Linked DNA regions of Homo sapiens: region 1 is linked to region 2. A link is a loop called in an ENCODE intact Hi-C map of the cell type or tissue named here. Cell type or tissue: heart right ventricle. All regions are shown on one strand.

Region 1 (8,000 bases), 140 kb after region 2:
ATGAGGTGGAAGGAAAAAAAAATCAATCCACCAAGCATTATGATTCTTAAAAGCCTGAAAACAGCCCCATTAAACCAGCCAAAAAATAAACAAAAAGCCATGCATTTGTTCAATGGTTACAGAATTTCTGTGTAGGGTAATGAAAAGGTTAAGAAATAGAAGTGATGGACGTAAGACAACGTGAATGTAATGTATGCCGCTGAATTGTACATTTAAAAATGGTTAAAATAGTAAAATAATAAGTATATTTTACCATAATTTTAAAAGAAGGAAAAAGTCATACATGCAATTTGTCAGGTCTATGAAAGTTTCCTCAATGTAGCATTGGTTAAGTTGGGAGGCAGAGCTGGAAGATATTTTGTTTTGTGATTATTTGCAAAGCTGGCGGTAACTGATTGGCATAGATAACAACTAAACGTTATCATCGGACATATCAAAGGTCAGATATTTTATTTCATATCAGGAAAACTGATTATTTGGAAAGGACTGGAGAGATATAAATAAATCAACCTAAGAAACAGCCTTAAACTTATGGCCTATTATAAGCTAAATCTTTGTCTAGTTAAAATGTCTTTTTGCTCCAAAGTTGGTGCCCACTGTATTTTACACCTTGTCTCCTCTTTCCCCCAATAAATTAGTTAAGACATCTAAATATTCAAAACTTCTCATCTACATGAGAATCAAATGGATTTTTATAGCAATATAATAAAAAATCCACAATATTAATTGACTTTTAATAGGGGCATCTAAATGTCAACTTGCTGGATTTTTTTTCAATAACTTCAATATCTCTAAATTTATAGGTATTTCCTACATGATAGTGTCAGGTTCTAAAATTCAAGCCACTTTCTAGAAAAATTTTTTTTAACTATAATAAATTTAAGTGGCATTTAATTCTGTGCCTTATTATTAGAGGGTCACGTTCTTCTTTAAAAAGGAAGCAAATGATTTTTTACCTCTGGGGGGAAAAGCCACCAATATAAGTACTTAAATAATAAAACGGAGCAGAGGAACCTAGACAGTCATTTTAAACGTTCACTCTTTACACCTCCCAGGAGAAGGCTGTCTTTGCTTTTCTATGTTTTCCGAGGGGTGGACTAATCAGTTCATTACAATACACAAGATGAAGATGTCACAATTGCTTGATCCCAGCTAATGACTGCTGGGACTGTCCAGGCCGTTTCGAAGCTCTGTTCTCCTGTGACCCTAAGCTTTCTTCTCTGGCTAAAACTTACTTTCTTTTTTTTCCCCCATAAATTTGGGACAGATATGCCCCATTAAATAGCCAAAACAATCACAACCTTGATTTTCTCCAAGCACCTATAAACAGCTCTTATGTAAGCTGAATAATTCCTGTGTCACTATTTGAGGCAAATGCAGAACATTTTTGAAACCCATCTGACCTTTCCAGCAATTTCTTGCTCTTTGCCAGAAGCGGGGCCTTTGGCTGCTCATTACTTAAAGCATTCACCTTTAAGGCCATTTCACAACAGGGCAAAGACTCCCAGAAACATCACCTAATGAGAACCCTAGAAACCATTTTCTTATCTCACAGCAGTGTGTAGGAGAAAAACACATTATATGCCTACTGTGGGCTGATATTCCCCAATTTTAGATAAGCTCTTTTCAATAAGGTTGCAACGGTGGCACTAGGCTTTTATATTTCAAGGGGGCAAATGAAAGGCACAAAGTGTTCTGAGTTTTAAATTAACTGCCACAACAGGTGCCAGCACAGGTCTGATAGCTACCAGATGAAACCCCGTTTTAAGGAAACAAATGAACTAAAATGTAAATTTTTCTATTAAAGGTTTCCTTGGGATTAAAGCCTCTGCCTTTTAGGAAGAAATTAACCCAAGATGGGGAGGAGTAGAAAGATACAGCTACCACTTGGGGAAATTAAAGGCTATGATGATAAAACTTACCCTGTCTCCAAATATCTGCCTGCCCCTATCAACCTTTCCTACTATCTCCCATGGTACTCTCCTCCCTAGTCCCCAGGCCCCAGTCACAAAACCTTCTTTCAGTTTTTCCAATGAGCCAGGTTCTTTCCTACCACAGGGTCTCTGCACAGGCTGTCCCTGCTGCCTGGAACAATCTTCCCAGCTCTTCCCTTGGATGCTACCTTCTCATAGCTTGGGACTTGGCTTCAATGACTTGTCATCCAAGAAGCCACCTGCCTACCATCTCTACAAGTCTCTCACCTTCTCGGCCTTTCTTTGTCCTGACCTCTTTGTTTATGTCTTACTTAGCCCTTAGAAGAAATTATATTCATAGGTAAGGGGAGGCATCTTCCTATCTTTCTATTACCAACAGGGCTGGCTTCGTGCACTTAGGAGAACCCTGTGCTTGGGGCTTAATGCTCTAGTGGTTGTCTTAAAATTCTAAATAATTTTATCTTAAAATTTGTGTTTTGTAAGTGAAATTTGATGGGATCATGGAGCATGCACTGGGGACCTGGAGGCTTGGCCCCTCCTGGCCCCCTCCTCCCCATCTCTGCTGCTGATTTCCATCCTTGGTGGGGCCTGGGAGAGGCGAGGGTTGGAGTCAGGTGTGTGTGCCTGTAGTGGGTGGGCATGACAGTGCCACAGTGTGTTCGATAGGCCTAACGCATCCTGGCACATTGGTTGCCATATCTTTGGGCATCATGCATTGGGTGTGGATTAGGGCTGCAGGCCCTTGGGATGGGGGAGATACCTGGCTTGATTTCCCCAGCCCCAGCCAAGGCACAGTGCACTGAGCAGGTGACTAGCAGGAGAGGTACCCAGCAGCTAGTGGGCAGGGTGCAGCTTCTTCCACTTGTGCTATATTTCCTTGCCTGAAAATGCATGGCATTAAATAGCAAATAGCAGGACAGGGAGACAGAAAGATCATGAAAGAAAAGGAAAAGCTTTATATTTTCATATCTTTAATGGTACCTTTTCCTGCTTTTTCAAACAACGGATCCCCATATTTTCATTTTGCACTGGTCCCTGCAAATTATGTGGCTGATCCTGTTTAGCACTGTATCCTTAGCATCCAGTACAGAGTAGATACTCCAACTCTGCTGAAGAAAACCCTCTTTCTCCATTGTCTATCACAAATAGTGTAAGATAGTGAGAAGTGAGAGGAGGACTTCAGAGGAGTTGCCCTGCATAAGACTAAATACAACATCAAGGCTGTCCTAGCCATGCATATGGGCAGTTTCTTTTCTTTTTTTTTTTTTTTGAGATGGAGTCTCATTCTTTTACCCAAGCTGGAGTGCAGTGGCATGATTTCGGCTCACTGCAACCTCCGCCTCTTCGGTTCAAGCGATTCTCCTGCTTCAGCCTCCCCAGTAGCTGGAATTACAGGTGCCCACCACCATGCTGGGCTAATTTTTGTATTTTTAGTAGAGATGGTGTTTCATCAGTTGGCCAGGCTGGTCTCCAACTCCTGACCTCCAGTAATCTGCCTGCCTCAGCCTCCCAAAGTGCTGGGATTCCAGGCGTGAGCCACCACGCCCGGCCGGTAGTTTCAAATATTCTCACAGGCACCCAAAACGGTGATGGTTCAGAAGGTCTCTCAGGCATCTAAACCCACAAATGTGATTACAAAATAATGATCTGATTTTGTGAGTAGCTTGTGGAATCAGCCAAGTTACTTATAATCACATCTCTTTATGTGTGAATGTATGGATTGACTAAAAAATCCTCTGATGAACTGATTTTAATTGGTACGATCTGCTCTGCAGAAACTTAAAGACATTATTTTTTTCCAAACAACTAATTTTATCTTCACGCCCCAGCACACCTGCACCCCTGGTGGGGCACACCTCTCCCTCTGAAAGGTGGCAAAAGCAGCAGAGCCTGCTTTCCCTTGGGCTTAAAGGGAGCACCCCATACAGAATGCTTGCTTGGCTGAAGTTAATGCTGACCGTTCTGCTTTGGAGACCAACTCTCACTGCTGCACATGGAAACCCAAGACCATGTACGCCCACTACGAAGAGAAATCACACTGTGCTCCTGTTAGGATTCTTATTGATAATGTACAACCAGCACATTCTGACAGTTTTCAGCTCCATATTTGACTGAAAAAGCCTCCCAGCCCCTCTCAACACCCACTGCAAGAGCAGATCTTGCTCCTTTTGGGATGGGCATCTACATCACGGCAAATGTGGGCAACAGCCCCACAGCTGTATTTGTACCAAAGATCAAAGGTTTTTTTTCTTCACCCATTCTCCACCTATAAATTCAAATGTGAGCAATGGCAACAAAAATGGGGGGTATGGGCTTATTCTTTACTGCTGAATCAGCACAAAATCCCACTTAAGGGGAAAAGGCTGAACTATTCAGTCATAGTCACATAAAAATGACCTTTCTAATGAAGGCCTGGTTCTCTGGCAGGTAAGCAATGGCAGACCCCATGCCTGCCTCCTGAGTAAGGAATGCAGGCAGTGGCTACCGCTCCCTGTATCCCTGAACTTCAAAGGAATTCAAGTGACCTAGACCAGCTGGCTGCCAAAGAAAACAGTGTCCAAGGACTCCCTGGCCAGAGATAAGTGCAGGCACAGCAGTCCTTCAACGCACGGGGCTTCTATTTCCTGCCCCTCTCATGTTGAAACTGCAATATCAGGAGACAGCAAAAGCCTGCCAGGCAAGCCCTCCAAGTTCAGGGTCAGTTCAGCTCGCTCCAGGAAAGCTCAGGGAGGCTGCTGATTCCCAAAAGCCCCATTTGCTCAAGCTCATAAGTGCGACCCTCTGGCCTCCTGGCAGGCAGGCTGCATAAGCCCTTGTACCACGCAAGCTCCTGCTCAGGTTACAGAAACTCATATTTTAAATCGGTGAAGTTCTCTCTGGGGTGCTTAGGAAGAATTCTTGCAGCCCATGTCATTCCCTACTTCAGGGAGTGTACTAAGATTAGCCTATAAATGACTCAATGGTTCACCAGGGGCCCCTTTCATGGCCTCCCCCATGGAAGATGCAGCCAGGAGGGGAATCTTGATATCTGAATGCTTTTTGTACCACTCCTGGGTTCTGAGCTGGCTCTACTGGCCACAAACCTGCTTCTTGGAGCCCATTTCAAGAAGATGCAAATTTATATTGCCAGTTAGGTTTTGCATCCATTGCTCAAATGCAGATTTTAAACTGAGAGGAGTATGAGGTCATGGGAAGAAGAGCCCTTGTTAATTCAAGTAGACAGACTTCCAGTCAACAGGAAGAGCAAAAGAAAAACCTTGTGTGGAAGGTTCCTTTTTTTTTTTTAAGAAGCAGGGTCTTCAGGGTCTTGCTTTGTTGCCCAGGCTGGAGTGCAGTGACACAATCATAGCTCACTGCAGCCTTGAATTCCTGGACTCAAGCAATCCTCCCACCTCCTACAGAGTAGCTGAGACTACAGGTGCATACCACTGTGTATGGCTAATATTTAACTTATTTTTTATAGAGTTGGGGGGTCCCTTTTTGTTGTCTAGCCTGGTCTTGAACTCCTGGCTTCAAGCAATCCTCCTGCCTCAGCCTTCCAAAGCATTGGGATTACAGGCATGAGCGACCATGAAGCCAGAAGGTTCTTGATTGGACCAGAGGTGCAGGGTTCACACGTCTCAGGGTACTCCAAGGCTCTAGCAAGAAATGAATTTAGGGACCTCTGCCTTTGATATGTGCTTCTTCACACCCCACCCTCTCTAAAGGAAAAACACACAGACCACTGAAAAGAACACTCTTAAAAAGATTCTGAAAACTAGCAGTGAAGAAAGTTTCAACTAGTGCTTCTCATATTCTCTAACTGTAGAATCCCTTTCCTGAGCATATCAGGCCCCCAAACCAATTTCAAGGGGCCTCTGAAATTTCTAAATTGGTTTCCAAAATAAAATTATCAAAATATTTCACAGAAAAACCCAGATTTCTGTCTTCTCGTGCAAAAATGTGGATGTGCAGGCAGCTGTGGGCTTGTATCTCCTCCTGGGGATAACTAGGGCTCTGGAGTAGCTTATATCATAGGCTGGGCTGTGTGCCTGTGAGCTCGCTACGGTCCCTGGTCTCATTCCCTCTTGTCCTTTGCCTTCTTGGCCCTAGGGGGCATTTGAATTTATGACCCTTGCCTTGAATATGCTCTAAAAAATATGGGACTTAACAATTATCCAAAGCACACGTGAAGGGTATTCATTGGATGTCTGGGTGCATGGTGCTGTTCTCAGTGATCTGGGGCTGCAGAGGTGTTTAAGAACACCCCGCTTCACAGGAGCTTAGAGAAGGGTGAAAAGATAAGGCACATTCAGCAGAGAAGCACCCAAGGAGGCAGTGTGGTACTGAGGCCCTGCTGCTAAGCACTGGCATTTGGACAGCTAGACAGGAAGAAAGGGCTCTGCTGTTCCATAGGCCTGTGGGGTGACTACAGTTAACAGTACTGTGTATTTCAAAATGGCTAGGAGAAAGGATTTTGAATGTTCCCAGTGCAAATAAATGATAAATGGTTGAGGTGGTGGATATGCCAATTACCTAATCTGATCATTACATATTGTATGCATGTATTGAAATATCATATGTACCACATAAATATGTACAATTATTATGTATCAATTTTTAAAAATTAAAACAAAAATAAATGAGTACTCTTAGGGTTAGACTAGATGGAAGGCTTTTCAACCTTTTTTTTTTTTTTTTTTGGCCCTCCTTACACTTTGGAGACTCTTCCCTTATGTGAAATTTTATAAAGAATGAAATCTGAAGGAGGTGGGAGAGGGTATGTCCGGGCCCCCATCTCCTTGGTGTTCCCTTCTTATGCCATAATTTCTCCTTGGCCTCAGAGGCACCTTTACTGCAGGTGAGGGCTCTTTCAAGCCCAGATGGAGCCTCAATGGCCTGGGTGACACCCAAGGTCTCTCTAGACTCTTATGTTCTACCTGTCTTTCTGAAAGCCCCATGGAGTGGGGAGGACAGCCATGACATAGTAAGAAAAGGAGAATTCCCTAGCACCTGACTGAAAAAAATAACTGGGAAGAGAGACAGTGACAATACACAATACACATGACCTCACGTACATGGAGCACGGTGACCATGAACTGTAACATTAAGTATCACCTCAGAAGCATTCCAAACCTGGGTGACTGAGCGCCCCAGTAGATGAGGAGGAGCAGGAGGCTGTGTGGATGTTCACACACCGCCCCCACCTCCCCCAAGAAGATAAGCACTCATGGAAAATCAGAGAGACTGCAGACTCAAATCCCTGGTATCCCTGTAATGTGCACCTCTTGTTTCTGCCCGCCCTCATCCACTCTTGGTAATAGCTCATTTCCACTAGGGCAGCCATCCCTCCTCTCCTTCTCTCAACAGGGTTCCACTTAAGTTGATTCTATCACGACTAGTTTTAGTGATGAAGAGGTGCCTCAGGCCTGGCTAGTCAGATTGCTGATTGGTTAAGGGATGGCACATGCCCTAAACTGGGCCAATGGGTGACCTCCCTATGATTTTTGCTAGAATTATCAAGAAAAGGACTTGCTTTTAAGCAACCACTGGGATTGCTGGGCTGTGACAGGATCAATCTTGGCGGTGCTAGGGGCCACTTTCACCATGTTTGAGAAGAACGTGCCCCAAAACCAAGCCAACAGTGTTTAGCACAGCTAAGTAAATTGAAAGAGACCAATCAACGTTGGATGACCAGATTTGAATATTTGGCTCTAGCTGAGTCTCAAGCTAGATATCCTTGTATTTTTCCATTGCTTTAGCCAATGAATTGTCATTTGCTTTTCGCTATGTTTTGTTTTCTGCTGAGGCCAATTTGGGCTGGGCTTCTGACACATGCATTCCAGAGAGTCCTGCCCGATAGAATCTTTCTTCACTGACCACCACTGTAACAAGTTAGTTAAGTACCTCAAATTCATACTGAGCCTTTCTTACTACAAAACAAGATCAGAATCAGAGAATTAAGAAGTAGAAGGCCATTTACATTATCTCTGTAATAGTAGTTACACATCTTTAACACCACTCATTAGAAAACTAATTTTGGTCCATGTCCAAATCTAACCATTCCCTAAAATAACTCACTTTCAT
Region 2 (8,000 bases):
AGAGAGAAAAAAATTCAAGAGACACTGAGGTGAAAGAAAGGACGTGTCTCAGCAGTGGCTTTTATAGTAACCTGGTTTCACCAACTGCATTCTAGTGCTAGGCCCAAAGCTGAGGTGGTTGACTCCCTGTCTGCCTTCCAAGCTTACAGCACAAGGGTTTCTTAGAAAAGCTACACTGGAACTTCTCGGACACATAGCTCATCTCAAAGCCTGAGAATTCTCCCCAGGTTTTCAGCTCCATTTCTCAATGAGCTGCCATCAAAAATAAACCAAGTTATCATTCAGAAAATGCCTGCTGTTATCCTCAAATTTGCATACCCCAGATGAGGCTGCAAAGCCATTTATCTCTCAAGAGCAGCCTGCTGTGGTCCCTTTTATATTTTTATGGGATTGTCCTTAAATGGCTGATTAGTTTGGGGGTGATTTATAAATGCTTCAAGCTTGGCAATTTCTCCCTAAATGATTGGACAGATTTGTGTCTGGCTTTAAGCAGCCTGGGCTTTTTGTTTCTTTAGTGCGTCACCTCACCAGCCACCACCCCCAATTCATGGCGGCCTCTTTTTCCAGTCTAAGTCAGCTTAGTCTTTCACCAAGTTTTCCCAAGGCTTTAAAATTGCAAGCCTTTGGCCATTTATTTTTTGGAAAGGCAGAGTACCAGGTACAGTTTCTTCTTTCCCTTCCTTTCTTATTCAGGGACAAGAGAGAATTGTGCAGACGCTGGATCAGTTATTTATCCTTTTTGGGCCTTGGTTTACTCATTTGAAAAAGGTGAAATGATATAATCTTGTTCTCACTAAGCAGTGGAGAAAGGAATTAGCTTCTGTTAGGAAATTGCTTGGCACTATTCTGTGTTCACAGTACACCCCTAATCTTAGCTGCTATTTTTACTGTTATGATGATTTGGCAAGAGGTGAGCATGAAAGGTGAGGACACTTTCAGCTTCATGTACTTGGACTCCATATGATCTACTTACAGTTATTCATGCTTGGCCTCATCAAAGTGAAGCTTATCTATGGTAGGTCCAGCTTTCTACCTATCTGTGATGATATATCCTCATTTATTAATTTACTTTATGTTTTGTTCTATTTTTAATTTAATTTTTAATCTTACTAAAGTAATAAATGTATACCAGATGTCATGTTCCCATTCTTGGATCTTCCTCTATAGAGGCAAACTACTTTTTTCACTTTTCTCTGTTTCTTATGTGATGTTTATTTCCTTTTCTTTGAGACAGAGTCTTGCTCTGTCGCCCAGGCTGCAGTGCAGCGGCACAATCTCGGCTCACTGCAAGCTCTGCCTCCTGGGTTAACGCCATTCTCCTGCCTCAGCCTCCCAGGTAGCTGGGACTACAGGCGCCTGCCACCAAGCCTGGCTAATTTTTTGTATTTTTAGTAGAGATGGGGTTTCACCGTGTTAGCCAGGATGGTCTTGATCTCCTGACCTCATGATCTGCCCCCCTCGGCCTCTCAAAGTGCTGGGATTACAGGCGTGAGCCACCGCGCCCGGCCTTATTTCCATATTTTTAAGAAATACACTTACCTGGCTATTTCTTGGCTTATTCATTTTAGACTATTTATTGACTTCCTAAAATGGAAGGTGATATATGTACTTCTCATATGTCCGCCACCACACACAGACACAGCCCACGTGCAAGCTTCCCCTTTCCACATTCTTCCATTACTATGTCATAAGTTTTGGTCAATTACTATTCTGTGTTAATATTGTTTTTATTATGAAAATATTGTTCACTGCCAAACCATGGAACATACTATAGCTAACTTTTCCTTTCTTTTACAGCCTTTTCTTTTTCTGATAGTTAATAATTGCTTTGATTATTTATTTTAATTTGCTTAATTTTCCATGTTCTTGTCATTAATTTTTTCTCAAACACTGATAAAAGTATAAGACTCTTCACAACATAGGCTAACACATAAGGCAAACCATCAGTTTTATTTCTGGAAAGGCATTCCTGCACCCACCTGAGCTAGTTGTCCTGTAGGTCAGCTGTACAATTATCTTTCAGAGATTTCCTTTTACCATCAAATGGGGGGTTTCCTTTTCCTCTTTTGATTGATGCTCTTTCTCTTGGATCTCTTAGAAATTATTATTGGTTTACTCACTCATTTTAGTGGCACACATCTCCCAGTAACTTGCTAAGAAAGGATACATTGAACACCAAAATATTAAGACTTTATATGTCTGAAAATATAAAGACTTTTTTTTTTTTTTTTTTTAGACAGAGTCTCACTCTGTCACCAGGCTGGAGTGCAGTGGTGTGATCTTGGCTCACTGCTACCTCTGCCTCCTGGATTCAAGCAATTTTCCTGCCTCAGCCTCCTGCGTAGCTGAGACTACAGGCACATGCCATGACACCCAGCTAATTTTTGTGTTTTTAGTAGTGACGGGTTTTCACCATGTTGGCCAGGATGTTCTCGATCTCTTGACCTCGTGGTCCGCCCACCTCAACCTGCAAAAGTGCTGGGATTACAGGCGTGAGCCACCACACCTGGCCATAAAGACTTTTTTTATTACATTTGATTAATAATTTATTAGGCTATGTAATTTTGGGTTGGAAGTAATTATTTCTCAGAATATTCAAGGCCTTACTCCATTGCTTTCTGCTTTTCAGGTTTGCTGTTGAGAAGTCTAATGCTAATTCCTGTTTGCAGGTGATGTGTTGTAAATATTTGTCTCTTAGGAAGTCCTTAGCTTAAAGTCTTCTCTCTATTGCTAGTGTTCTGAAATGTCCTAATGATACACCTTAAAGCAGACTTTGTCAATTCCTTCTGCTCCACATCCAGAGGCCATTTCATTCTAGAGATTCAGGTTTTGCAGCTCTGGCACATTTTATTGCTTTTTATCATTGATGGTTTTCTTTCCATTATTGTCTCTGTTTGCTCCTCTGAGTCTCTGATTTTGGACTCTCCGGATTGAGCCTCTGATTTGATTGATTCTCTTCTGCTTCCCATATATTTTGTCTTTTTGTTATACTTTGAGAGATTTTTCGCAACTCTATACCATTTCTTGTATTGATTTTTTATTATTGTATTTTAAATTTCTAGACACTTTGTTATTCTCAAAGTGCTTCCTTTTACAGAATCCTATTCTTGTTTCATGGATGTGATTTTTTTTAAAGCTAACTATTGTGATTATGGTATTTGAATTCCTCCTTTCCTTCCTCCCCAACTCACCACCATCTATTTGTCTTGGTTTTGATCGTTTGTTTTCGGAGGTTTATTCACATATCTGGTTTGATTGTCCATTCATATTTTGGGAATCAGGGAAAAAGCTGCTTGAAATTGAGTGTGTGTGTTTGGGGTGTTTGAAGTATGTGTGCATGCCTGGAATATGTGTGTGGTATTTGGGGTGTGTGTGTGTGTGTGTTTGGGATATGTATTTGGGGTGTGTGTTTGGGATGTGTACATATATAGACACGTTGCTTAATGATGAGGACAAATTTGGAGAAATCTACCATTAGGCAATTTTGTCTTTGTGTGAACATCATAGATTGTACTCACACAAACCTAGGTTGTATAGCCTACAATGCACCTAGGCTCTGTGGTACAGCCTGTGGCTCCTAAGCTACAAACCTCTATGGCTTGTTACTGTTCTGAATACTGTAGCCAACTGTAACACAATGGTAAGTATTTGTGCATTGAAATATATCTCAACATAGAAAAGGTACAGTAAAAATGCAGTATGATAATCTTACGGGACCACTGTCACATATATGGTTTGCCATTGACTGAAATGTCATTATGCACTGTATGACTGTGTATGTCTTTGGAAGGGTGTGTATGCATTTGGGGTATATGTGGATTTGGGGGTGTGTGTGTCTGGAGTATGTTTGGCAGGGAAAGATTGGTGGCTTCACTGTAAAGTAAGCAAGCCCACTCCAGCCATTTTGCCATGATACTCTTCAAATGTAAGTGTCTGGAGGTTTTTTTCTGTTGGATCAGTCAACCTAGGAATCTTTCAGTCTCCTGCCTCAGGAAGAATAAGCTCAGCTCCCAGGATGATTCTAGGGACCACAGTGGGCAGAAGGAACAGGGGCTCTCATTATTCGGTATGCAGAATTTTACTGCATCCCTCTTTTCTGTTCAATGCTTCATCTATATTTTTGCTGTGCCTTAAGAGTTTTCAGGTTTGGAAAACATGTCTGATTTGACAACTACAGATATAAAAACCCCATTAACTCTTGGGGTTAGAATGGGTTCCAAACTGGCTGTGAGGTGTTGCGAAAAGTGCCCTGGAAGTCTAACGGTTCCTTTCATGAACTCTGAGTTAAAAGTTTAGTCTCTTTTGGCCTGGCGCGGTTGCTCACGCCTGTAATCCCAGCACTTTGGGAGGCCGAAGCGGGCAGATCACGAGGTCAGGAGATCGAGACCATCCTGGCTAACACGGTGAAACCCCGTCTCTACTAAAAATACAAATAATTAGCCGGGCATGGTGGCGGGCGCCTGTAGTCCCAGCTACCTGGGAGGCTGAGGCAGGAGAATGGCGTGATCCCGGGAAGCAGAGTTTGCAGTGAGCCGAGATTGCGCCACTGCACTCCAGCCTGGGAGAGAGAGCAAGACTCTGTCTCAAAAAAAAAAAAAAAATTTAGTCTCTTTTTAGTCTTATCCCTTGTCCTTCTTTTAGAGATATCTGGTGCTCCAATTCCTGCATCTTTCGGGGGTCCAGCACACATTGGCAACCCCCACCACCCAAACACATTTAGGTCTCAGCGTTTTGTGTTCAGAAGTTTGCTGATATCTTTTAACTGTTGGCATCTTATCTCCTATTCTCTTTGTCCTTGTGAATTTCTATCTTCTTGTACCTTTCTTGATATTTAAATGGAATTTCGGAAGGAAGCAGAAATAACTGCATATTTTCAATCAATGCTTTCCGAAGTCTCAATTACTCTGTGTTAACATATCTTAAAGTCTACACACCGCTGAGGAATGTGATAGAAAGCAGGGAAGACTGATTTTTTCTGTTTTTGCTGGGCTCTATGCATTATGGTAGGGCTGTACAAATTAGGTTTTTTCAACATATATTTATTGAGCACCTCCCATATGCTAGACATAATTTTAAATGGAGAGGGGCAGATGCAGAGGTTAACAGATAATATCTTTTCCTTGGGGGAACTTGTATTCTAGGTGGTGGTGGGGAGACAGGCTGTAAACAAAAAAGTAATGTCAACATTGTCAGGTGGTTTTAAGTGCTGTGCAATGTGGAAACTAAAATATATGAGTACTGGAAAGTTATGAGGGGACATGTTTTGACTGGGTAGTCAGGGCAGTCCTCCCTGGAAAGGGGACTTTCAGTTGACCTCTGAGTAATCAGAAGGAGCCAGCTATGGCAAAGCCTGCACAAGCACAGGGAACATCTAGAACAGAAGCTCCAAGGTAGAAACATAAAGCATCCAAGAAACATAGAGAGAGGTGGCTGGGGTACAGAGGGTTATGGGAGAGAGCAGTTTTAGAAGTGGTTGAGTATTCAGCAGGATGAGACTGTGTGGGTTTCTAGGAGAGGTGAGGCATTTGAATCTCACCCTAAGTTGAAGCTTTGATAAGTTTAAATTTTTGCTGCGGGGGAGGTAGAGGAAGTAGCATGATCTGATTGCAACTTTTCTAAGTCCACTCTGGATGATATTCTGAGCAGAAAGGATGATAGGAGGTGTATTAGCTGGCTCAAGCTGCTACAACAGAATGCCACAGACTGTGTGGCTTAAACAACAGAAATTTATGGCTCTCTTCTCGGCTTGCAGACAGCCACCTTCTTGCTGTGTGCTCACATGGCCTTTCCTCTGTGTGTGTCCTCCTGGTGTCTCCTCCCTTTTTTCTCTCTCTCTTTCTTTCTTTCTTTTTCTTTTCTTTTCTTTTTTTTTTCCTGACAGAGTCTCGCTCTGTCACCCAGGCTGAAGTGCAGTGGTGTGATCTTGGCTCACTGCAACCTCTGCCTCCTGGGTTCAAGCGATTCTCCTGTCTCAGCCTCCTTAGTAGCTGAAATTACAGGCACCTGCCACCATGCCGGCTAATTTCTTTCTTTCTTTCTTTTTTTTTTTTTTTTTTGAGATGGAGTCTCGCGCTGTCACCCAGGCTGGAGTATAGTGGCACGACTCCACTCACAACCTCTGCCTCCTGGGTTCAAGTGATTCTCCTGCCTCAGTCTCCTGAGTAGCTGGGATTACAGGCACCCACCACCACACCCAGCTAAGTCTTTGTATTTTTGGTAGAGACGGGGTTTCACTATGTTGGCCAGGCTGGCCTTGAACTCCTGACCTCGTGATCCACCCGCCTTGGCCTCTCAAAGTGCTGGGATTTCAGGTGTGGGTCACCGCACCCAGCCCCTTTTTTTGTATTTTTAGTAGAGATGGGGTTTTACCACGTTGACCAGGCTGGTCTCGAAGTCCCGACCTCAGGTGATCCGCCTGCCTTGGCCTCCCAAAGTACTAGGATTACACTTGTGAGCCACTGCACCCGGCTTCTTCCCTTTTTTCATGAGGACAGTAGTCCTACTGGATTATGGCCACATATTTATAACCTCATTTAACCTGAATTATCTCTTCAAAAGCCCTATATTCAAATACAGTCACATTGGGGTTAGGGCTTCAACCTGTGAATTCTGGGAAGACATAATTCAGTCCATAACAAGAGGCTAGAATGGAACCCACAAGGCCAGTAGAAAACTTTCAGTAACTCAGGTAGAGGTGCTGATGGCTCAGCCAGATGGCGAGCAGGCAGCTGAAGTGGATGGGATTTGATTGGCAATAGAGAAGGCGGGACATACAATTGGATTAGATGTGGAACAAGAAGAATCAAGAATAATGTTGGATGCAAAGACATAAGAATGATACAATGAACTTTGGGGACTCAGGGGAAAGGATGGGTTGGGAGTGAGGGATAAAAGACTACAAATTGAGTTCAGTGTATACGGCTCAAGTGATGGGTGCACCAAAATCTCACTAATCACCACTAAAGAACTTACTCATGTAACCAAATACCTCCTGTTCCCCAAAACCTATGGAAATAATTTTTTTTTTAAAAAAAGAATAACGTTGGGATTTTTGGTTTCTTTGGGGGATTTTAGAGGAGCAAGTTTTCAGAAAAAGCAATTGGCAGCACTGTTCGGGAATGTTAATGTTTAAAAGTAAGGCTTTTAATTAAAAGTATAAACCTTAGCTATGTATAGAAAAGCAACAGCCATCATCAGTGATGAATTTTTACTGAGTGAACATGTTCACATAAGCACTTCACAGATCAAGGCACTGAACCTTACCGGCACCCAGAATGTGTTAGTTTGAGAAGTCTCCTAGACACCCGAGTAGGGATATTAAGTAAGTGTCTAGAGGACAAGCTACAGGGAAAACTTTAGGAGCCATTTGGCATATACATGATGTTTAAAGCCATGGAACTAGATGAAATTAACAACAAAGAGATGATGGCTAGAACCCAGAAGGTTTTTCCTTACTGTCATAGCTTGGGGGGTACAGACAGTTGGATTTGGAGCAGAATGGGCAGACTCATACTAGGAAACTCAGCAGGGCCATTAGGTAGGAGAGGCAGTGGCTCCCTGGTGGGCTGGAGGGCAAGATTGTGCTTTGAGGAGAGAATGGTCAAATATGCTGAAAGCTGCTAAAAGAATGAGTAAAAGAGACTAGAAATGTGTTCTTTGCCCTGAGTGACATGAGGGACCCTGGTGACACTGAGGAGCCATTTCACCTGTTGGTGGGGGAGATGTACAGCTGGTGTCAGTGAAGAAAGAAGTAGGATGGTGAAGAAGTGGAAACAGCAAGAGGACACAAAATTAGATAACTGTTGTGAAGGGGAGCAGAAACATGCTATGGTGTTTGGCGGGGGTGATGGGATTAACCTGGAGGATTTTCTAAAGATGAGAGATAGGCATACAAGTTTGTGAGCTCTTGGGAATGATCCAGTGGAAGTGATGACTCAGGAAAGAGTGAGTCTATGTACCAGGGAAGTGGAGGGGTCCAGAGCACAAATGTATTTTAAAGA

What was found. Hi-C counts contacts between places; a loop is a spot of excess contacts. Peaks named below come from ENCODE experiments on the same cell type or tissue, not always from the same donor. Only the 100,000 strongest peaks of a DNase experiment are listed, where the experiment ranks them.
Region 1: a loop joins it to region 2, with 2.5 times the contacts of the local background. A loop is called at or near these places in 3 of 110 quality-filtered maps.

The regions. Positions count from the first base shown.
Region 1 is chr3:73,486,387-73,494,386 of GRCh38, forward strand. All of the region lies in intron 3 of PDZRN3 (PDZ domain containing ring finger 3), which reads right to left. Among named protein-coding and RNA genes, the nearest start is that of PDZRN3-AS1, 130 kb to the right of the region's middle. In heart right ventricle, no CTCF peak of the experiment used is centred here; a DNase peak (open chromatin) is centred at 4,562; H3K27ac peaks cover 4,400 bases.
Region 2 is chr3:73,341,396-73,349,395 of GRCh38, forward strand. No RefSeq gene overlaps it. Among named protein-coding and RNA genes, the nearest start is that of PDZRN3-AS1, 280 kb to the right of the region's middle. In heart right ventricle, no CTCF peak of the experiment used is centred here; no DNase peak of the experiment used is centred here; H3K27ac peaks cover 786 bases.